2 separate regions of the Homo sapiens genome follow, and region 2 is linked to region 1. A link is an interaction called in ENCODE POLR2A ChIA-PET data of the cell type or tissue named here. Cell type or tissue: OCI-LY7. All regions are shown on one strand. Each heading gives the region's core, and the rest is flanking DNA. Links, peaks and the distances in the headings are about the cores only.

Region 1 (12,563 bases), core at 1,476-9,475:
AGAGCAATGGTGTGATCATGTCTCACTGCAGCCTTGACCTCCAGTGATCAGCTATCCTCCTGCCTCAGCCTCCAAGTAGCTGGAACCACGGACGAGTGCCACTACACCCAGCTAATTTTTTTAATCTTTTTTTTTCTTTTTTAACGCAGAGGTGGGGTCTCCCTATGTTGCCTAGGCTGGTCTCAAACTCCTGGGCTCAAGCAATCCTCTCACCTCAGCCTCCCAAAGTGCTGCGATAACAACAGGCGTGAGCCACCGTGCCTGGCAGAGTTTATTTTAATATAAAAATCTTCCTTCCAAATCTTAAGTAAAACTGGCACCAAGAAAGATGGACCGTGTTTGTTCAAAGCCTTAAGAGATCCCCTGACCCCCAAAGTCAGTGCAGATATGGAAGCAAGTCTACACAGACCTTCCCCAGGCAAATTTCTGGTTCTTCCACTGAGCAACTGGCTATTGTGTATATCATTCACTTGGCATTTAGGATGTACTGGGCTTTACCCTGGCAGTTTTGTTTTCATGTGTATTAATGTGTGAACTCCCTGTGGTCAAGGACTAGTAAACTTCCCTATTCATCCACAGTATCTAATCCCGTTTCTTGCACATAACTGACACTTGATATAGCAGGTTCTTCAGAGTCCTCCTGTGTAAAAGCCACAAGCCATCTTCCTAGAAATGCAGAGTGAATTTCTGTCTTACAGCCTAGCTTGACCCTCAAGCCTGTGGGGCTCATTTTTCCTTCATTTCTGTCTCTGAAATTGGTCCAATTATCTATGTACTAAATGCATGTCTCTGCTTTACAATTAGATTTGCCTGTTGTTTCCTTCCTATGTAAACCCAATTATTAAAGTTTAAGATTGCTTGGTCATTCTCCACATTCTATATGTGATGGCAAATAGAGTCAGACAGGTAAGAATGTGCAAACTACTGTAGCAGCTCAAAGCATCTCCATCCCTTTATCCCAGCTCTTCCCCTAACACACTTATGGTGTTAATGTCACCTAAAGTTTGAGTAACACTTCTTCACAAAATCTGTAGCAAGAAAGTGAAAGATTCGTCCATCTGGATTTGGGTATAAAGTCTTCAACTTCAAAAACAACTACTATGCCACTAAATAATTTTCAGCAGTTTCCATGAAAAGCTTGGCCCCAAGCTGCAACACAGAAAGATAATATTTACACATGACATCAGAACAACTGCTGAAATTCCAGAGAACTTTCCCTACCAAATCTCTAAGTAAAGAACAGAAAGTACCCCACACAGCCTACACCCCCTAGCTCACCAGCAGGTCTACAATGCTCATAAGACTTCTCATGTCCCCTAAGGCTGTTTGGTCTTATCACCAATTTGACAAATCCTTTACATGTGGAATTTTCCCCCCAGGAAGGTGGGGAGAAAAAGTATTACACATAAAGACTACAAACTGATCACAGCAAATGTAAGAATGGTGGTCAAAAGTTTAAGATACAGCAAGGAAACCCCAGGTTAAGGTCTCTTGATGTCTTCACCACCCCACCGACTAGAATTCTTATCAATGCCTGCACTGACATGGAGTAAACAGAAAAGGGCAGGCACCGTTAGGATAGAACCAGGAAATCAGCACGTGTCCCCCGGAGTCACAAGTGCAATGAAAGGGCTGAAAGTCAGTTTCGATATCACCGAAGGAGAAAACAGAGCCTGAGCACCAAGTCGGGCTATTGATTTTTACAGTAAACTCGTACCAACATATACGAGAGCCTATCATTATTTCTGAAACTGTCACACATGATTTCAGTCAATAGGAAATTTCTCAGTAATTGGCCTGATGTTCCCATCGCTTCTATGATGCTTAAGAGTATCACTATTCTATATCCCTTCCCTGTAGCACCAAACACATCACACTTGTTACGTACATTTTTCTCTCCAGTGATTTTGTGCTGAGACCAAAAAATTGAATGTATTCACTATGTTTTCAAGCTTTTCTATTCCATTAACAGTTTCTCAAGTATGATGTCTGCATCTTATTTTCATAGGCCTCAATACTAGGTTCAGCCTCTTCTGATTCTTTTTTCTCTCTGGACCTGCTCTCGTGTGTTCCCTTCTACCCCTGGTGGACACAGCTTTCTATTATAGCAAAAACACTGTCTTTCGAAATGCGCAGCAGCATCCCACAAGAAGTGCTCGGGAAATGAGGAGGAGTTTTTAATGTGCAAGTGTTCAGTCCTACAATCACAGTGCACAGCATGCTTGGTTCCAAGGACTGTGTGAGAACGCAAGCACCTGCTGACTGACCTCGGCCTCAATTCTAAACAGGAACCTGGCTGGAATCAAGCCCGGCATGTTCACTCCCATTGTCAGGTCTCAGCTCTCACTAAAAGCAAGTTGGAAATTTTCTGTCTGTTCAACAAAAAGGTTACTGTTTTTTTTTTCACCCCATTATAAAACACACACTCATCGTAAGTTCAAGGAATAAAGAAAACTAGTAAATATATCACCCACCACTCAAATTGGGCAAATTTTCAAGCCAAAAAAACAGGGTCCAAAAGATTCTTACTCAGTCTAAAGGCTTTAAACAAGGTGAACCAAAGAGTTAGGAGAGAGGCTATTTGGGTGCCTACTACCACCATTGGGTTATCCAGAAAATCAAGTGTGTACTAAAATAGGTATTTCATCTTGTTAATAAGGTTTGGGAACACATGACTGCATATACACAGACACTGCACACAAGATTAATCATAACCATTTTCCAAGAGTCTTTCTTTCACTGCTACCATAGTTTTCAGGAGCCCACTCACTGGTAACCAAGCTTCCTTGAACAAAAGGCTCCTGACCTAAACATTAAGAGCGCTAAGGAGCAATATACTCAGTGGGTTCCATTCAATTCAGCATTACATTCGACACCTAATGTCCCAGGCAGGGCAGATCCAGGTTTTATGGAGCTCTGAAACTTATGTGAGAGGGCAAAGTGGAGTATTTTAAAGGAAAAAAAAATACACACTATATATTACTTCTGAAGACTTAATAAAAAACACAGTCATGTAAAAACATTCCTAGGAACCCGCCCAGGGCCTTGTAAAGGACCCGTGCAAGGGAGGATGAGAGAACATGTCTGTGCCTGTGCAGTTGAGGGAAGAGGTGGGAAATGCTTCCTAGATTAAGGGATGTCCCAGCAGAGGTCTGGAGGCGGCACAGGAAGTGATCTCCAGGCATAGCAAATAAGTCCAATGGTGGAAACAAAGGAAACTTCAACCAACTTCATCTTCATAAGTACATGCAAACTAAAAGAAGTATATAATACCAATTTGGACCTCTTAGATTAAAATTTAAAAGATGAGCTGGCCAGGCGTGGTGGCTCACGCCTGTAATCCCAGCACTCCGGGAGGCCGAGGTGGGTGGATCATGAGGTCAGGAGTTTGAGACCAGCCTGGCCAACACGGTGAAACCCCATCTCTACTAAAAATACAAAAATTAGCCAGGCATGGTGGCGCGCACCTGTAATCCCAGCTACTCAGGAGCCTGAGGCAGGAGAATCGTTGGAACCCGGGATGCGGAGGTTGCAGTGAGCCAAGATCGCCCCCACTGCACTCCAGCCTAAGTGACGGAGCAAGACTCCGTCTCAAAAGAATAATAATAATAAATAAATAAAATTTAAAAGATGAACAAAAAGTACTGGTACCTAGTGCTGGGAGGCTCGTAAGAAACTGACAATCTCAAGACATTAGCATAAGGGTATAACTGAAACAACCTTTCTGGAGGGCAAGTACAGAATATTTTTCAAAGGCCTTGAAGCATGCCCACTTTTTGACCCAGCAATTCCAGTTCTAGTAATGTATCCTAAAGAAATGATTGCACAAGCATTCAAATGTAGATATAGCCTGGTGGGGTTTTCTTTCCTTTTAAATAAACTTCACGTATAAAGAATTCGATTTTAGGGCTAGGCACAGTGGCTCACATCTGTAATCCCAGCACTTTGGGAGGCTGAGGCAGGTGAATTGTTTGAGCCCAGGATTTCAAGACGAGCCTGGGTAATATGGCGAAACCCTGTCTCTAAAAAATATATAACAATTAGCCCGGCACAGTGGTGCATGCCTCTAGTTTCAGCTACTTGGGAGGCTGAGGTGGGAGGATCGCTTGAGCCTGGGAGGTGGAAGCTGCAGTGAGCCAAGATCTTGCCACTGCAATCCAGCCTGGGTGAAAAAACAAAGAATTAGATTTTAAAATTATAGAACATTCATATAATGAACTATAAGGCAGTCAGTAAAACTGATGTACTTAGATATAGACATGGGAAGATTATTAAGTTTAAAAAGCAACTTACAAAATTGTCATTTAATCTCATTTAAAAATATATAAAAATAACATACCATTTATAGTACATGACTCAAAAATAAAAATACAATTAATCTAACGTAAAAATGGGCAAAGGATTTGAGCTGAGACCAGTGGCTCACGTCTATAATCCCAACGCTGTGTGAGGTCAAGATGGGAGGATCACTTGAGATCAGCCTGGGCAACACAGTGAGACCCTATCTTTAAAAAAAAAAAAAAATGGGCAGAGGATTTGAACAGACATTTCTCCAAAGAATATATACAAATGGTCAATGAGCACATAGAAAAGAGGCTCAACATGATTAGAAAAATGCAAATCAAAACAATGATACCACATCGCACCCTCTAGAAGGGCTATAATAAACTCATCTATTAACTGTTGGTTGGTGAGAATGTAGAAAAATTGCAACTATCATACTTTACCTGTAGAAAAGTCATGTATGAAAAGTAAGGTATGGTACAACTACTTTGGAAAACAATTTGGCAGTTCCTCAAAATGGAACACATAAAGTTACCATATAAACCAGCAATACCACTCGTAGATATATAACCAATAGAATTGAAAACATACGTCCACACAAACACTTGCACACAAATGTTCACAGCATTATTCATAATAGCCAATAATTGGAAACAATCCAAATGTACAAATGATGAATAAAATGTGATCTATCTATACAATGGAATATTGTTTGGCAGCAGAAAGGAATAAAGTATTGTTACATGCCATGTGGTAAACCCCGAAAACATTAAGCTAAATAGAAGTCAGTCAAAAAAGGCCACATGCTACATGATTCTATTTATATGAAATATTCAGAACAGGCAAATTTATAGAGACAGAAAGTAGATTAGAGGTTGTCAGGGGAATGGAGTGGTGGCCAGGGGCAGGAAGTGACTGCTTGATGGGAGTGGTGTTTTCTAATAAGTTGATGAAAATTTCTGAAATTCGATAGCAGTGATAGTTGCAAAACTATGAATATATTAAAAACCACTGAATTGTATGCTTTAAAAGGGTGAAGTAGGCTGAGCACGGTGGCTAATGCCTGCAATCCCAGCACTTCGGGAGGCCGAGGCAGGTGGATCACCTGAGGTCGGGAGTTCGAGACCAGCCTGGCCAACATGGGGAGACCCCTGTCTCTACTAAAAATACAAAATAAGCCGAGTGTGGTGGCAGGCGCCTATAATCCCAGCTATCCGGGAGGCCGAGGCAGAGAATTGCTTGAACCCAGGAGGCGGAAGTTGCAGTGAGCCACGATTGCGTCACCACACTCCAGCCTGGGGGACAGAGCGAGACTCCATCTCAAAAAAAAAAGAAAAGAAAAAAACAGGGTGAAGTAATGTGAATGTGGGATTCTATGAAGTGTAAATTCTATCTCAATAAAGCTGTTATTTTTTATTTTTCTTCTTTATATTTTATAGTATTTTCTTTACAAAAAAATTTTTAACAGGCATTACACTTACCAGCTAGACAAGCTTGAATGAGTACTAACTTTGGTTTCCTATTATAAAATGGGGCTACTAATGATACCTATCTTAATGGTACCTAGTTCATAGTTTTATTGGAATGATTAAATGAGATGCCATTTGTAGAGGGCTTTAAAGAGAATCTAGGACAAAGTAAGCCCTCAATAATCAGCTATTGTAACTTTTATAATAGAAGTGGCTATTTCCACTTTGAAAACCAAAACATGCCCTCCTATTTACATCACCATGCATTGTTGACTCATTTCTCATCATTTAAAAAGCAATTCTCTACTCAGCCGAGACAAATGCCAAGTGAAAAGCAATTGAGATCCAAGAGAAACATGGGCAATAATTCACGATAGCCTCTGGTCCTGCTACAGAGCATGTGCATTGTGTAGACCTCACACAATGATCTTTATGTGAACTGCACCACTAAGCCTTCTCAACAATCCTCTAGAAAAGGTACCATTAGTCTTGTTTTACAGAGGAGAAAATCAAAGCTGCAAAGATTAATTGGCTACGGTCACCCAGGGCAAGAGGGTGAGCCAGAATTCAAACCAAGGTTTATGATTCCAAAGCTGTGCTATGCAGTATCTGAGGGAAACTGGTACCTCAAAAGAAAGCTACTCAAAGGAATCCACTTAAAATCCACAATTATGAGACAGAGAAAAAAAATGAGACTTATCTGAGATTTTCCTAAAAAATGTTATGAAAATAAGTGTTTCATATTTAATCAATTTTGTTATAATCCCAACCATGACCTAAGTCTCAGCATGACAAAGAATGAGTCAAGAGTCAAGAATTTTTAGTGTAATTCTTGACAAAATTGTAGCATGATAATGACATAGAGAGGGTCATAAAGAGGTGATTTTTGCTAAAACATCTGAGAACCACATTAATTTACACAAGGCCATCTTTTAATGTTTTGACATTTAAACCATCCTCTTTTGAAGCATCAAACACATTATCCTTGTCAATTGCCAACACAAAGACACTGGCTACAGACCAGATGGGAAATGGGAGCAACAAAAGCCAGTTTTAAGCAGGAAGACATGTTCGAATGGAGAGCAATTTTATTAGTATTACATTTATTATTAAATATTTTCATGCTATGACAGCTTCTGCAGCTCTGTGCAACCTCAGAACTGGAACTCAAAGAGTAAGTAAGAAAACAAGAACACCTATGCTGCCTGATACCTAAAGTGCTCAAAAATTTGAAAAGAAAACTGAACCCCTTCTGCCCCAGTTCAGTCTTCAGTTTACTCATTTGATAAATGTCTTTTGGTTCTATCTCTTCAAAACTGTCCAAAATAAATCAGAATAGAGCTCCTATCCTACTGAGTAGAGAACCTGAGCCAACACAAATAAGCTTCTTACATAGTCAAGCCTCACAGTTTTCTCTGGTAAGTATATATTAATAAATGTGCTCTGGCGAAGGCAACAAAAAAGGCAAACGCCAAACTTTATTTTTCCATTAGGCCAGCATGACAGTAAATTCAAACAGCCTGCTAGAACAGAACCAGATTAGACCACAGAATACCCTGACCCCCTACCTCCAGAGCTCTACTGACTGCCTTATGCCTCCCCAACCTCTCTAGACGCCTTGATAACTAAAACCAGCAGATGAAAAAAGAAAATTAATAAAAGATGAAGGGTATAGTACCTGGGCATGACAGACTGGTGATTTAAAACTTCATTAATGGCTACTGATCATGCAGATAGCCTGCACATGTAAAATAACACCTTAAAAAATAAAGGGCTGGGCACGGTGGCTCATGCCTGTAATCCCAGTACTTTGGGAGGCTGAGGTCGGCGGATCACGAGGTCAAGAGATCGAGACCATCTTGGCCAACATGGTGAAACCCCATCTCTACTAAAACACAAAAAATTAGCTGAGCTTGGTGGCTCGAGCCTGTAGTCCCAGCTACTCAGGAGACTGAGGCAGGAGAATCACTTGAATCCAGGAGGCGGAGGTTTCAGTGAGCTGAGATTGAGCCACTGCATTCCAGCCTGGCGACAGAGCAAGACTCTGTCTCAAAAGATAAAGGATGAAAGCAGAAGACATCTAGATGTCAGGAATGGCATGAAGAAAGGCTCAGGGATGAGGAGAGGGCCTGTAAAAGTGATCTTAGAAAGAGTGTATTTTGGATGTCATATTAAAGTTTGGCAAGTATTCTTTTCTGTTAAAATGTTGCTATGACTTAAAAATATCCAATCAGTTCATCTTTCCAGGAATTTTAAGTAGGGGAAAAAATAAATAAATGCTTACTGTCCTCCTCATTACTTCTGCCCCCATGATAGCCTTTGCCCACAGTTCTTCACATCTTTGTTTGCATAACCCCAGAAAGAGACCTGGAGAAACTATAGACTCTTTCACACATTTTTAAGGTTAATATTCAAATTTTCACACTGTAATTTTAAACGGTTGCAAAGAATATAATTTCTGGCATGTTATAAATACTGAGTTTTAAATAAAACCATTACATCTCTTAAACGTATCCATTCTGACCTAAATGCCATAGCCATCCCCACAACCGATATCCATTTTAAAAAAATAAATGAACAAACTCTTTCAAAAGAGTTGGAAACAGTACATCATTTCCCTTTCTCCTCGATCTCAACTTTCCATTCCACCTCCTCCACAGTATTCCATCTTGTTAAAGTTTGAAAGTCTATTCTACGCTGCAACAAAAATTCTGCAAATAAAATTTGTGTATTTAACCATAAAAATCAGTATTAAATGTTTATTTTAAATGGAGTTAAATACAATTTTAAAGGCAAAATTGCTCAAAAGAAACTATAAAGTTATTCAATATAAATAACATTTTATTGGAAACGAGTATCTTAATGAGACAGATGGAACTTTTTCTCCAATCAGGTCAGTCTCTGTAGAAGACTATTACTTATTACTGGAATGAGACAAGATTCAGCACAAAATCTATTATTTTGTTTAGTTCTTATAGATGTAGGCACTGAGAAAATGTGTTCATATACATATATAGATGGAAAAAGGTTTTGTATTTTTTCAGTAGGGAAAGGAAGAACTTTTCAGTTCAGGTATACATGTGCAGGTTTGTTATATAGGGAGACTCGTGTCATGGGGGTTCGATATACAGATTATTTCATCACCCAGCTACTAAGCTTAGTACTCAGTTATTTTTCCTGATACTCTCCCTCCTCGCACCCTCCACCTTCAGTTAGGCCCCATTCCTGTTGTTCTACCCTATGTTTCCACGTGTTATTATTCAGCTCCCACTTACAAGTGAGAACATGTGGTATTTGGTTTTCTGTTCTGTTAGTTTGCTAAGGATAATGGCCTCCAGCTCCATTCACGTTCCCGCAAAGGACATGATCTCATTCTTTTTGATGGCTGTGTAGTATTCCACGGTGTATATGTACCACATTTTCTTTAGGCAGTCTACCATTGATGAGCATTTAGGTTGATTCCATGTCTCTGCTACTGTGAATAGTGCTACAATGAACATACAAGTGCATGTGTCTTTATGATAGAACAACTTATATTTCTTTGAGTATATACCCAGTAATGGGATTGCTGAGTCGAATGGTAGTTCTGGTTTTAGTTCTTCGAGAAATCACCACACTGCTTTCCACAGTGGTTGAACTAAGTTACACTCCTACCAACCGTGTATAAGCATTCCTTGGAAAAAGGTCTTTTTGAACAAAAGTAATATGTATCCATGGGCTTACTATTTAATAATCTATCAGCTGACCACTTGATTAAGTCATCTTTCCGGTTTTTTTCTTTTCTTGTTTTTTTTTTTGAGACAGGGTCTCACTACATTGTCCAGGCTGGAGTACACTGGCATGATCATGGCTCACTGCAGCCTCAAACTCCCTAAGCTCAGGCAATCCTCCCACACTTCAGTGCCCTCCAAGTAGCTGGAACTACAGGCACGTGCCACCGCGTCCAGCTAATTTTGTTTTGTTTTGTTTGTAAAAATGAGGATTTGACATGTTGCCCAGGCTGGTCTTGAACTCCTGGGCTCAACTGATCTGCCTGCCCCAGCCTTCCAAAGCGCTTGGATTACAGGCATGAGCCACCCTGCCCAATTTTACTGAATGCAAAAATGGGAAACATTTGCAAAAGGTTCCTTTGCCCAGTCATTAGAGTCACTCACTTTCCCAGCAGCCCCAGCAGTATTTTAATTATCCCCCTACTTGGCACTCTGATAAGGGGTAGGTGAAAGGTATGTCTTCCCTTTAAAGAATGGTAATCATGAAAGAGAAGGTGTGAAAGGAAAACCAGCAGGTCACCTGGGCCATAGGCATTTTCTCAGGACGGTCAGTGTTAGAACTGATTAACACTCAAGATCTAAGAATCGGCAATTAATTTCCTTTAAATATTCAATGCCTGCATGTCCCTTGAAACATCTTCAAGTGCCTCCAAGTGTGCATCCTCTGGTTTAAATCCCACTACTCTAAGTCACCAGCATGGACAGACCTTGAGTTCTGGGGCAGATGGAGATGATAGGGAAGCATACCAAAAAAAAAATCATTTTTTAAACTATCCAAAGGCTGATACTAATTTGGGCTATTTCATACACAGATTCTTTCATAAATGAGAGTCAGGTATCAAAATTTTAATACAAAACAAGTGCTTCTATACACTTTCACTCGATCAGATGGGCTTTTAAAATGAAAAGGTAGCATTCTACAAAATGAACTTTGTAGTTCCTTTCCTGACAGATCATATTTCATGTAGCAAAATCAACACAAGGGCACCATAAAAGCAGCTGCCATCCTACTACAAAAGCAATCCCGACGCAGCGATTTCCAACTCTGTCCATATCCTGATCCAGTTACTTTAGGGTGGGGCCAATATAATCAGTAGCTTTTTTAAAGAACTCCCCAGGGATTCTAAAGTGTGGGTCAGGGTTAAGAATCACGGAATTAATATGAAAGTATTAAAATGAGGTGTTTGGGAGTTTTTGGAGACAGAGTCTCGCTCTGTCGCCCAGGCTGGAGTGCAGTGGTACGATCTCAGCTCACTGTCTCCCAGGTTCAAGCAATTCTCGTTCCTCCTCCTCAGGAGTAGCTGGGACTACAGGCATGTGCCATCATACCTGGCTGATTTTGGTATTTTTAGTAGAGAAGGGTTTCACCATGTTGGCCAGTCTGGTCTCAAACTCCTGGTCTAAAGTGATCTGCCCACTTCGGCCTCCTAAAGTGCTGGGATTACAGGCTTGAGCCACCACACCCAGCCAAAATGATAGTTTTTATTGTAGAAGGGTAATGGATGTTTCTAATTTGTAGATTTTTCTTTTTCTTTCTTTTTTTTTTTTGAGACAGGGTCTAGCTCTTGTCACCCAGGTTAGAGTGCGGTGGCAGGATCATGGCTCACTGCAACCTCCACCTCCCAGGCTCAAGTGATCCTCCCACCTCAGCCTCCCAGAGTAGCTGGGACTACAGGTGCATGCCACCACCATGCCCAGTTAATTTTTGTTTTTTTTGTTGTTGTTGTTTTTAGTAGAGACAGGGTTTCACCATGTTGCCCAGGCTGGTCTTGAGCTCCTGGCCTCAAGTGATCCCCCTGCCTCAATCTCCCAAAGTGCTGGGATAACAGGTATGAGCCACCACACCCGGCCCTCTTTTTAAGATGTGTTATTTACAATTAAAAAGCATCATAGGTTATATAGTTCTATGCAAATAAAAATGTACCATTTGTTTAACTTACTTAAGTTAAGCCATTTAAAGAAAAACACTAGGCTGGGCGTGGTGGCTCATGCCTGTAATCCTAGAATTTTGGGAGGCCAAGGCGGGAAGATCACTTGAGCTCAGGAGTTTGAGACCAACCTGGGCAAGATAGTGAGACCCCTTCTCTATGAAAAATAAAAAATTAGCAGGGCGTGGTGATATGTGCCTGTAGTCCCAGCTCCTTGGGGAGCTAAGTTGGGAGGATCGCTTGATCCCAGGAGGTTGAGGCCACTACACTCCAGCCTGGGTGTCCGAGCTAAAAAAAAAAAAAAAAATTAAAAAAAAACATTAAATCACATCTCTCAATTCAAGGAATTCGATGAGATACATCATTCATCAATTTTTACTGGGAGTCTATTTAGTGGAAAACATTATCAACGATACAGATGTGAGAATAAAGGGTTAAATGAGAAACTACTTAAGGAACCTAGCACATTGCCTGGCACCCAGCAGGTGCTCAGTAATTGTGTTTTTAAAGTTCTGAACTTAGGATTCAGATGGAATATCGACATAATTTTCTTACTCAACAATTCCAGTCTTCATGGTTTCCGTTCATTTTACTTACTGTGACTTCTCAGGTTAGAAAAAGTAACATCTCATATGGACACCACAATATTTTTGGTCATCCTGGCTCAAACTTTAGAGCAATCTTTTTTAAGACTATAAAAATATTATACGCATGCAGTAAACACAACATAGAGTTGGGTATAAATTAAAAAGTCTATCTGCCTTCCTATTATTCACATACACCCAAATATCCAATACCCATTCCTATGTTACACCCAAATCCATTCCCCAGAGGTAATGCTAAATGACTTTTTCCCTGATTCAGTTCCTTAGTCCTAACATCATTAAATATGATTCATTCCCTCTTTTACATTCTCCTCAAATCAATTCCTATTTTACTAAACCCATCCTAATTCAGGCCTTCACATTCTAATCAGTCTCCTTGCCTCCAGTCTTTCCTCCACACAACTCACCCACGAAATGTGTCAGCGTTCTTAGCTGCCAACTACAGAATCCATTCTATGTGTTTCAAAGTCATTTACTGCAGCAGAGGATGGTGATACCCAGCCCTAG
Region 2 (12,563 bases), core at 1,703-9,702, 140 kb after region 1:
AGTGTCCAAGAATAAGAGTGGCTGGAATGAAGTAATGCATGCCAGGAAAGCTCTTCATTCAATAAGCATTTATAAAGTACCTACTACATATACAGTTACAGTATTATTGGCTCAGATCTTTTCACAAAATATAGCTGGGTAATGAACAACTTAAGGTATTGCTTTGCATGTAGTGAGTACTGGATGTTTGTTGAATATTTTTGGATTAACTTATTTTTCATTATATGCTGTAAGACAGTAGTCATTAAAAGAAAACACTCTGTGAAGCTAGCAAGAATACAGCATATTCATGTTCCACTTAACCAGAGGGTTAAATTTCCAGCAATCCAACCCTGAGGAACACATTAAGAACCTGGAAATAAGAAATGTAGTCCAGAAATCCTAAATAATGGACATAAAGAGTATGAAAATCCCATCAAGTAAGAAACATAAAGGACAAGTGAAGCCACTTAATAAGTACATGCTGAGACACACATAAAATAATGCCTGCTAAAGATAGGACCACAATCAATTACAATGTGAAAAAACGAACTGTCAGGCAGAGTCAGAGCCTAACAAGTGACTAGTACCTCAACTAGATTTAATAAGACTAAAGTAATAAAAGTAGAAATAGGCTGTGCATAGTGGCTCACGCCTGTAATCCCAACACTTTGGGAGGCCAAGGTGGGAAGATCGGTTGAGGCCAGGAGTTTGAGACCAGCCTGGCCAGGAGAGCAAGACCCTATCTCTGACAAAAAAAAAAAAAAAAAAAAAAAAAAAAATTAAACATTAGCTGGGCATGGTGGCATGCACCTGTAGTCCTAGCTACTCAAGAGGGTGAGGAATGAGGATCACTTGAGCCACAAAGTCAAGGCTACAGTGAGCCATGATTGCACCACTACACTCCAGCCTGTGCAACAGAGTGAGGCCCTGGCTCTTTAAAAAAAAAAAAAAAAAAAAAAAAAAAGCAGAAAGTAGAAATGGAAATATGGATGAAAAAAAGCAGGCAGATTTTAAAAGGAACCATTTTTAACTTCTAGGAAGGATTAAAAATATTAAGAAGTAGTTAAGAGATATGAAAGATCCAACAGAAGCCTAACAGTGTCAGGACAATGAACTTGGTCGTGGCTACAGTCAAAGGCTTACGCAGAATCCAGTTAGAAACCATTCAGATATTTTGAGAGTCAAAGACATGCAAAATCCAACTGATGCCATGAAGGAAGTTACATATAAACTTATGAATGTTTACAGACTGTTTAGACCTGAGAAATGGGTTCTCCTATAACAAATTCAGAGATGAGGGCTAAGTTGCAGAGGCCACTAATTGTCTACCAATATCCATTCTTTCTTAGTAACAGGACCTCAGACAATAGGTCTAGCTAAAAATAAAAAACAAGAAACTGTATTTCCCCGCCTACTTCAAATCAGATGTAGCCATATGACTAAGTTTTGTCCAATGAAATGGGATCAGATGTTGGAAGCGGATGTGCCCTTTACCCTTCCCTCTCTCCTTCATGCTACCTCTGTAATAAGGACATGATGGAGAGTGCTTCAGGAGTCACAACAGAAGTCTGCTAGGGAGGGCACGTAATCTTTGTCTCTTTTTTAGTCTAGAGTTCTACCAGTCCACTGACTGCAAGTTCAGCTTCCTGTCCCTTATCCCAACCAAGGCCTGGAGAAAAGGAGAGAAAGAGAGAGGAGGTAAACGAGACAGGAAATACACTTAACAAGTATTGTTGTTAAAATGCCTCAGTGTTCTCTGGGCCTAGGATATATTTAAGCTAAATCCTTTTAGGCCACACTTCTGGGTTCTTTGTGGGTGTCCCTGCTGGACACTCCCCAGCTGCAATCCACATGATGTAGAAAACACATTCTATTTTTCTGGCTGCTACCCAACATTCCACCTCTCACCATCCGGCTTCTCTGTTTGCCCCCAATTTCCTCCCAGCCTGGGTTTTCAGAGATTCATAGTACACAGACTCTCCGTTAGGTTTCAATGCCCTTCTCTGGGACAGAATTTAACACAGTTCGAGGTGAGCTCTTGTTCTCTCACTTTTGTGTGTGGGTCACATGCAGTCCATGGAAATACTCATATACTCAACAAATTTCAGGCTTGCTGGCCAAGGTCCTAATTTTATGTATTATAAAAACTGAAAGAACCTCCCAACAGATCTACATAGATGCTAAAGATCAGCAAAATTATTTTCACATATGGAATTGCTTTTTTCCTATTTTTTTTCCAAGAGCATTGGGAAAGAATGGGCCTAAAAGTTAGCCTATTCAGTAGTCTCCATCATGTCACTCAAGTTGTCTAGGCTGAAAGTTTCTCATACTTGATTCAGTTTTACTTCTGGCATTTCTGAATACTTATGAGAATTAAGATTGTCCACCATTGAAATTTCTAATGAAAATATTGTTTAATTACTATTTTAAATGTTTTAATGTAATGTTATTCAGTTCCTTTAATTTTGTTTATTAGAAGGCATCGATCTAAAATAAAACAAATTATTTGCTAAGAAACACCAGTTAAGAGTTTAAACTACAATTTCTACTTAAATAGAATTAACTTAAAGATTTAAATTTCTATTTAGATCAGGTTAAAATAAACTTCCCATTAAATTTATAAAGTCTGAGAAATATTCAGTGATTAGAGTACCTGGCCATAAAGGCTTTTATCTTTTTAAGAGAATAATACTCTTACTTTTCTACTTCTGCCTCTTACAGTAGAATGGTTCAAGAGGACTTGGATTTCAAAAAATTAAAAGGGCAAAGTAATGCCTTCCCTTCCATGGGCTATATAGCTAAAGAAGAGCGAAGAAAGCAAGCGAACACATTCTAATGGCAAACTAGCTCAAGAGTTGTGAGCAACCCACCAAACAAAGATTGATGGTAAACCAAAGTGTTAGAGGTTATCTGAAAGGTGAATGCATATAACTTTAAAAAATAACAATTAATATAATTTAAAACTGAGATTGCTTTCTTTAGAATCTAAAGTTAAGCTATTTTTTTTCAAAATAAGTTATCATATACAAAAGTTATGGTTAAGTAAATATAAATACTGAGGAACCTGAACAAGGCCCTGTATCTGAATGTGATGAAATACAGGCCTGGATGTTTAAACCATGCCCTTGAGTCAAGTAAGAGCTAGACTTTAAATGAAAAAAAGCACCCTCCTAACAAGGTTATTTTTATGAAACTTCTAAGTATATAGCCTGGTGTGGTGGTGTGCACCTGTAGTCCCAGCCACTTAGGAGGCTAAGGAGCGCTTAAGGCCAGGAGTTCTAGGCTGTTGTGTGCTATGCTGATCAGGTGTCTACACTAAGTTTGGCACCAATATGGTGACCTCCTGGGAGTGGGGACCACTGGATTGCCTAAGCAGGGGTGAACCAGCCCTGGTAGGAAACGGAACAGGTAAAAACTCCCATGCTGATCAGTAGTGGGATCATGGCCATGAATAGCTACTGCATTCCAGCCTGGGAAACACAGCAAGACTCTATCTCTTAAAAAAAAAAAAAAAAAAAAAAAAAAAAAAATATATATATATATATATATATATATTATATTATATATATTATATATATAGCAGCCAGAGATGTTATGAATACTGAAATTTTAAAATTTATGAAATATCGATATGCTTTGGGGGCAGCAAAACAGCCCAAACAATTTGAAATTAAGGCTATTTCAGGAAAGTAAGAATATATATAACTTTGACACTCTGCCACTACCTGGTAGCAGCATCAAAATTGTAGGCCCAGTTTTTTGTAGAATAAATCTTTTCAAGGTTGTCTGATTTGGGGGGAGTATATTTTTGAAGAATGGCTGCCACAAACCTGTATCTCATATGAAACACTGAGGGGTGTTTGGGAATGGGAATTCTATAGCTGTAGGGTCAGCCTTCTCAGGTTCATCTACCAAATAGCTTCAACAGCAAAGGAGAATCATTGCTGGAGGAAGGTTTGGAAGCCCAGCCCAAAGCTACCTACCACAAAAGCAAAACAGACAATAAATATAAAAATAAATCTCTGGCCGGGCGCAGTGGCTGATACCTGTAATCCCAGCACTTTGGGAGGCCGAGGCAGGCGGATCACAAGGTCAGGAGATCGAAACCATCCTGGCTAACACGTTGAAACCCTGTCTCTACTAAAAATACAAAAAATTAGCCGGGTGTGGTGGCAGGCGCCTATAGTCCCAGCTACTTGGGAGGCTGAGGCAGGAGAATGGCGTGAACCCAGGAGGCGGAGCTTGCAGTGAGCCGAGATCGCACCACTGTACTCCAGCCTGGGCAACAGAGCGACAGTCTGCCTTAAAAAAAAAAAACTCTGATGTCTTAAGTTATACCACACAAATTCATATAAGCTTCAGAGTTGTAATATTATACTTTTCAGCATTATTTAAAATAACTTACCAGTAAAAAAATCTTAGTTTATTTACCTTATTCCCCCCACAATCTTTGAGTCGTTTAATTTCAACAATTATATATCTAATTCTGGATTATCCAGGTCAACAGAGAAGTAATAAGACAATTCGGTTTAGAAAAAGTGGCTTTTAAGTGCACAGAGATATAATTTGGCAGATCCTGTTAGTTGCCTCTCCAAAGCCAGCCCTTCTTCGTTAAGAGAACTACAATTTCTGTTCAGACTGAGGTGGTAATGTGCTCAGAGGATGGTCCCTTCCCAGAGCATGAATTTTTTTCACTTAGATCCTTTCAGTGTGAGCAAGGAATTCAGATCTGGCCAATAAGACATAAAAGAAAGCCTACTTGGGACAGGAGACATTCTGGGATACTTCTCCTGGATAAAGAGAGATGTCCAAGAAGACAGTTCATCTTTCTTTCTGCTTTGGTGTTGTCATGGTAGGACACAGTAGCTGCAGTAACTACTTGCATGTAAAAAGGAAAATCCAAAAAATGCCAAAAAAAAAGAAATCTAGTCCAGACCTCTGATATCAATGTGTGGTGGGATTAACCAATCCTGAAAGAAGCTACCTCCAAATTTGTTACATAAGATAATCAACTCCTATTATTTAAGCCAACTTTGATCTACTTTTCTGTTATTTGTGGCTAAAAATATCCTGATTCATGCATATAAAAGAGAAAAAAAATTATATAAAAATGTCCACAGTAATTAGTTTTGAATGATACCACAGACCATTTAATTTTCTTTATTCTTTTCATCTACAGTGAATAATTTTTTTTGGTATGGGGGGATAGGGTCGTGCTTTGTTGCCCAGACTGAAATATGTGGAACAATCATAGATCACTGTAGCCTCAATCTCTTGGGCTCAAGCCATCCTCCTACCTCAGCCTCCTGAGTAGCTGGGACTACAGGTGTGCGCCACAACACCTGATTTTTTTTTTTTTTTTTTTTTTTTTTTGAGATGGAGTCTTGCTCTGTTGCACAGGCTGAAGTGCAGTGGTGTGGTCTCGGCTCACTGCAACCTCTGCCTCCCGGGTTCAAGCGATTCTCCTGCTTCAGTCTCCTGAGTAGCTGGGATTACAGGCACACATCACCATGCCCAGCTAATTTTTGTATTTTTAGTAGAGACGGGGTTTCACCATGCTGGTCAGGCTGGTTTCGAACTCCTGACCTCGTGATCCACCCATCTCAGCCTCCCAAAGTGCCGGGATTACAGGCGTGAGCCACCACGCCTGGCTAATTTTTCTTATTTATTTATTTATTTATTTTGCAGAGATGAGGCTTGCTATCACGGTCAAGCTGGTCTCAAACTCCTGGACTTAAGCCATCCTCATCTTGGCCTCCCAGAGCACTGGATTACAGGATTGAGCCACTGTTCCTGGCCTTTTAGAATGGCTCTGTCCAGTTCAGACTTACTTAAAAAATGGAAATATCAGTATTTTAAAATAGAATATGTAGCTTTTGTGGTTTCTTTTTTTTTTTCTTTTCTTCTTCTTCTTCTTCTTTTTTTTTTTTTTTGAGACAGAGTCTCGCTCTGTCGCCCAGGCTGGAGTGCAGTGGCAGGATCTCGGCTCACTGCAAGCTCCGTCTCCTGGGTTCACGCCATTCTCCTACCTCAGCCTTCCGAGTAGCTAGGACTACAGGCGCCTGCAACCACGCCCAGCTAATTTTTTTGGTACTTTTAGTAGAGACGGGGTTTCACCGTGTTAGCCAGGATGGTCTCAGTCCCCTGACCTTGTGATCCACCCACCTAGGCCTCCCAAAGTGCTGGGATTACAGACGTGAGTCACCGCGCGCAGCCCGCTTTTGTGGTTTCAAAAGTTCTCACTTGCTAATGTCATGTTAGAGATACAAATTTAAAGTATGCTAAATCAGTGGAGAGAACAGATGTTTAATCTATAGACACTTATACATGCACTAAGAAAGTTGACTACTATACTGAAGTCCCTTATAAGAAGGGAGTTGTTAAGGATAAGGAATGTGGATTGGGCTCTTTCAGAGACTCCATACAGGTATATTTAATTAGCAAAGGAGTCAAAAAACACCAGTTGTTATCAACAGCACTTTGCACATGTTGGGATATGATTTGCCAACTGGTGAGACTATTCCAGGTATCAACATAGAATATATGTCAGCTCTGGGGAGAAAAAGTAGTCTAGGACAGTAAATAGTCTTATTTGCTAAAATGAACCCATAAACTTAGGCAGCATTTCTCCAAAGTGTATTCCATGGATCACCAATCCCTCATAAAAATGGGTTGAATGAGATTCACAATGCATGCTGGCATATTAAAGCTTTAGAAAAGTCAAACTAGTTTATCTTTGTCAACCCAGGATTGCTCAAATTCCTTTGATTATAGAACCCCCTTTTATGTAACACTTATCATATATCCATTCCACAGAATTACTTTGGGTAATGCTGAGCTCAGGCCCAGCAAAATATAATTCAGGTAAGCTAGTAGAAAAAAAAGTTAAAAATTCACATTTAATTATTTCTATACAATATGTATTTCTGAAGCTGAGTTCTAGAAAAAAAATCAAGATTACTAAAATAACTATTTAATGGAAACCACCTTTTCTGCTGTATGTGTAGACTGGGAGTCAAAGAAAAGGTATGGGCCAGGGAGTAAGACTACTGGACCCAGTACACAATAGCTGGGACAGAAACAAGGCTGTGATATATTGATTTATGCATTCACTCAAAATTCATCATGTTTCTGTATGTTTCAGTGTGTCTCAGAGACTGCATTCCACGTGGGAGATAGAAAACGATTAAGATATAGACCCTGCCTTCAAAGAAAGTCTGCCATAGAAAACAAGGCACATAAGGACTTCACTTGAGAAAAGATATATATAAAAGACAGTCACAGCACAAAAAAGTATTATACTCTGCTGAGGAGGAAGGGATTAAAAAACTTCCAAGCAAAAAGAACAAGGCACATACAACTATAATTGGTCCATTATAGATAAAGAAAAAGAAAAAAGCCAGGCACAGCATGTAAATGGCGGAAGTTAAATCTGAATCTAGGGAGTCTAGGTCTAGAGTCTACTCCCTTAAATCACTGCGCTATAGTGCCCTTCACCCTTCAATTCCCTTATGAGCTCCCACAGATCTTTCTAGCACCAACTTACACGTCTCCTTAACTATAAAGCCTTTTCGGAAGCAGAACTGACTTTCACCCTCTTTTGTACTATCATTATTTTTCAGCATTGCATATATCACACCATATTGCAATGATTTGTTGACATGGCCATCTCTTCATTAGAGTGAGAGGTTCTAGAGAACAGAAACTACCTAATTCATTCTTATGTCCCTCTCATCAATCACAATGCCTGCCATAGCAAGCATTCACTAAACATTTACAGAACTGAATAAACTTCAGTAGAGATGCCTATTTTTATTCAAAAACATTTCAAGTTATCTACACAGCCCAATAATTAACCTACTCTTGATGCACTCAGTTTTAGCTATAAAGAACTGTATATATTCACTTCTAAAAATTGGTAACAAAACAAAACAAATACTTAAGTTGTCCTAAGAATATCTGTTAGTGTCCTCCCTAAACCAATACACAATATCTAAAATTCAGCTTAGTATGGATTTCAAAATGTAATCCTTATCATAAGCCAATCCCTAAAAAATATGTCCCCAAACTACCTTCCAGTGGCAACAAGTGGGGTATAAACCAGAACTTGGATGAAGAACTAAGGAAGAGGTCAGCAGGGGAAGAAAACAAAATAAAGATTTTGATTTTCATAATTCTGACCCATTAACTTTAAATAAAACTCAGTCAAAAACCACTACATAGACTTGCTGCCATATTAATAAAATTCTCCAAATTAGTATAAGGTTTTTGTTAAGAATAACTTCATACCCTTTATTTCCTTTAATTTTCATTCACTTGTCAAATACTTGAATCTACCACATGCCAAAAACGGTGCTAGGTACTGATACAAGTTGACTAAGACATGGGGTTGAGTAAGCCAACAATTGTAGCATAGTCCAGCAGATTAGAGTTATGCTCGGGGTACCACAGCACCAGAGAAAAGGAATATGTAAGTCAGAACAGGAAGTGTGGAAGGGACGGACAGGGGTACAAATACAAAAATAAATTTTGGAAATTCTATTCTTTTTGGAAAAAGACTAAAAAATGTGCATTTCAAGTCAGTAGTGGTCAGTTACTTCCTGTATTGCCAGGTGACTCCAGGGGAATAGCAGGTTAAACATAACAGTTACAACATTGCTCTTTCCTGGCTGTGTGCACATCACAGTACCCCATGCTATGTCCACTAACACAAGCCAAAGTAAAATGGAGGAAGTCATTCCCTTGAAGTTGAATTGTTCTTTCATTCTTAAGACCAAGTTATTTGGGAAGGGCAAAGAAGAGAACCAGAAGATGATGGGAAGAACCTATCCTTACACATTTTTACCTGGCTTTTCCTTAGAAAAAATATTCAGAAAGACCACAAACACACTCACTCCTTTTCTCTTTCAAGTGTGTGTGTGCACACACCCACAAACACACATCCACACACACAGTGACTAAATCATTACCACACGGGGGAAAATGAACAAGTTCCAGCTAAAATTCTAGAAATAGCTATCAAGAAGAAAAAGTCATCTCTTGACTTTTAATAATTTCTATATATTCTTCAGCATACAGAGAAATGTCATTTCAGTTGGAAGTTTCTACAACATAATTAATCTTTATAATTATTATCTGTCGAGCCAAAATAGCTGCTTCACTATCATCCAAATACTAAAAAAATTTACATATATTTCAGGAGAACTAGCAGATTAGAACATGCACTACCACTTTCATCACTTCCACATAAAGCTTTTCTTGCCCATTAAAATTATTAATTTATGTTAAAAGTCTTCAGAAATGCATCTGTGTCACAGCTAGAGATGTTAGTTTAACAATTATTTTTCCAAGCCAATACAAAGATTTATTTCAGCTTTTCAGAAATAAATCACTACACCTCAAATTATTTTCAGCAAAATTCAACCACATATACAGAGAAGGAAAATTTTTTGCTTAATATCAGAATATAACAGCTATTTTCTAAGCTTACATATAATCTAATTGTTTTAAGCAATTAGGTAAGCAAAAGAATATAAAAACATTCTGACAGGAAAATTTCCAGCTTCCTCTGCTTGGTGTACATGTACACAACAAAATTCAACCAAACATAAAACACCCCATATTATGGCCTCCATTTGATTTCCAACCTTATTTTCCCATTACTATATAACAAAAAATTGCATATCTTTTCCAAGCTGGTCACCAACTATCCACTAAATGTAATCTGCTTTAAAGCTTTGTTTATCTGTGGTTACAAACAAGGATTATGGAGTAAGAATGCCTGGATTTGAATCTTGCTTCATCATTTACTAATACTGTCACCTTGGGCAAATTATTCAATCTCTTAGTGCCTCCATTTTCTCTTACATAAAATAGAGTTAGCAGCAATACGTACTTCATGCAAGTGTAAGAATCAAAGGATACAAAACATGCAAAAGCTCTTAAAACTGTACCTAAGTGCTCAATAAATATTCCTTCTGTTTTCCCTTGGGAATTTCCTCCATCCCTCTAAACCTACCCAATTTTCAGCTCAAAATAATCATTTCTAAGAAGTCTCCCATAGCTATATAAATGTATAAAAATCCTGCCATCCTTTAAACTTGTATAACAATTAGGACCCATAGCAAAGACAGTATTTGGCACTGAGTATACATTAAACATTACACAGTTAAATAACTTTTTCCAATAAGTTAATTAACTATATCAGGAATTCATTTTGCCTTACCAATTAAAGTGTAAATTCTCTGGATGTGAACCTCATATTCTATTATTTTTTTATTGCCCAAAAAACTTAGCACAGCACATGCACGGAGCAGCCACACAGAAAATAACCGCCAAAGTTAACACAGCCAATGAGCAGTTGCTGGTTTGTCTGCTATCTTAGAAGACGTTAAAGAGAAACGTTAATTATAACCATGAGGCTTATAGACTGTATTTAATAATAATCAACACATACAACCTAAAGGCAAGAGAAAAAAATGTTTCCTGATTTTTCAGCTTATAAGAATGTCTGTTCTCAAGGGACAAGAACATTCCTGCACATAATTGGAATCACTGGCAGAAGAGTGATGAAAAAAAAAAAATTAAAGAGTCTCCCCCAACCCCCATCTGGAAGTAATTAACAAGAAACTCAAGGGAAGTTAACATTATAATTTGGCAATATGTAGAATAAGCTGATCTTTACTATAACCTTAAGTTTGGAACCTAGTTCAATCCAACATGAACTGAGTGGCTTCTATCTTTATGTGAATCCCACCATCTCTTGAAGCATTTTTCATCTCTAATGCTCATTTAGGCAGTCTGGCATGTATTACTTTTCACTCATTTTACTCTTCCAAGTGTATATATCTCATCTTCAGCACAGGTTACAAGTTCCTTCTTATGAAGTCTGGACCCTGACCTCTACTTTTATGAACTACCTTCAGTATCTGGTAAAATGTTTTACACACAGTAGACCCTCAAATATTTGTTCTAACTAAATGAAAAAGCTTACGGTATTTATTCCTGAGTCAATACTGATTTAGCTGATCTGCGGCCACCATATACTGACTGCCTAAAGTACCAGGCATCTTACACATACCACTTAATCCTCACTACAACCGCCTTGAAGTAGGTGTAAGCTTTCTTTCACAAACTAGGAAACCAAGGCTTTAAAAGGCTTAAGATATTTTTCTAATATTGTACAGCTGGTCAAGAAGTGAAGCTGTGATTTCCATCCATGTCTGCTTTCTAACTACTACTCTTTCCATGAAGCCATATTGCTTCTCTAAAATGATAAGTGATCTTCAGAACAATGGCTGAGGGGCACAGGGTGATACTCTCATGACTTCTCAACATCCAGTGAAAGATTAAAGTAGGTTTAGGTCTGCGAAATGGCATTAGGGTCATTTTATTTGAGTTAAAAAAATAGTTATCTATAGCAAATGCCAAGGGCTATCAACCTTTTAGAAATGACGTATCAAAACCTTGCTCTTCATTTATTTCTGGACTGCTTAGAACAGGAGGTATAGGATCTACCTATGTGTTAGCCTCTGATGTGACTTCAACTTATGAGCAGGTGTGTCAGATTAAGCTTTGATCTCCGGTACGTGAGAGTGGGGAAAGAGGGCCATGTCACAAAATACACTGGATGCCAATTCTCTCATTCAGAATTAATAAACACTGACATTAAGCTCAATTTTTTAAAAGCTAGATTCACTGTACTAACAAGAATTCCTTGCTTACTTCTATTAAGATTTGGCAAGCTTCCCCACTTTCTAAGTAGAAATTATGTGAAATCCAGAAGTAAAGAAATAAAAACCGTATATTTGACCTTTTCCCTCAAATGCAAAGAATTTCTCTGAAGTCAACCAAGAAATGCTGAATCAGCCCCCATTATGCCTAGTTTTAGGAAGAAATGATTGTCTGGTAAGAAGGTAAGTACTTGAGGCTCAATAATTATTTGTTGAATAAATAAAACACAGTTCTTGTCCTCAAGTAACTTTGAGACTAGTTGAGATAAGATGGCAGATTTAACATAACTACATAGGTAATCACACTAAATGTAAATGGTCTAGACACCCTAATTAAAAGGCAGAAATTGTCAGATTATACAAAAAAAGCAAGTCCCAACTATATGTAAGAAGCTTACTCTAAATATGAAAATACAAAAAGATTAAAAGTAAACAGAAAAAGATATGCCATGCTACTATTAAAAAAAAAAAAAGATTTCCTATAGAAAGAGTTACTCAAAAGAAAGAGTTCCTATGTAACACCAGAACAAAGAATATTACCTGGAATAAATAAGTCATTTCATAATGATAAATACATCAAGGGCACATAATCCTTAATGTCTATGCATTCAATAAAAGAGCTTAATACCTATATGTTCATCAATAAACTGTTGTATATTCATACACTGAAATTCCACTCAGCAACAGAAATGAATGAATACATAAAGCAACATGGGTAAATCTTAAAATAATTTTATTGAGTAAAAGAAGCTGGGGGTGGGGGAAAGTACACACTACGGCATGATGCCATCTATATAAAATTCTAGGAAATACAAACTAATGAATAGTGGCAGAAAGCAAAGCAAGTTT

The links. ChIA-PET counts read pairs that join two places held together with the same protein. Peaks named below come from ENCODE experiments on the same cell type or tissue, not always from the same donor. Only the 100,000 strongest peaks of a DNase experiment are listed, where the experiment ranks them.
Region 2: POLR2A ChIA-PET joins it to region 1 with 6 read pairs; 4 of 35 experiments call an interaction of 5 or more read pairs at or near these places.

What each region holds. Positions count from the first base shown.
Region 1 is chr4:153,507,874-153,520,436 of GRCh38, reverse strand. All of the region lies in intron 3 of TMEM131L (transmembrane 131 like), which reads right to left. Among named protein-coding and RNA genes, the nearest start is that of TMEM131L, 48 kb to the right of the region's middle. RefSeq lists an enhancer at 7,117-7,616. In OCI-LY7, for the core only: no CTCF peak of the experiment used is centred there; no DNase peak of the experiment used is centred there; H3K27ac peaks cover 1,128 bases.
Region 2 is chr4:153,372,642-153,385,204 of GRCh38, reverse strand. All of the region lies in intron 4 of MND1 (meiotic nuclear divisions 1), which reads right to left. It also overlaps the pseudogene RN7SL419P. Among named protein-coding and RNA genes, the nearest start is that of MND1, 34 kb to the right of the region's middle. In OCI-LY7, for the core only: no CTCF peak of the experiment used is centred there; no DNase peak of the experiment used is centred there.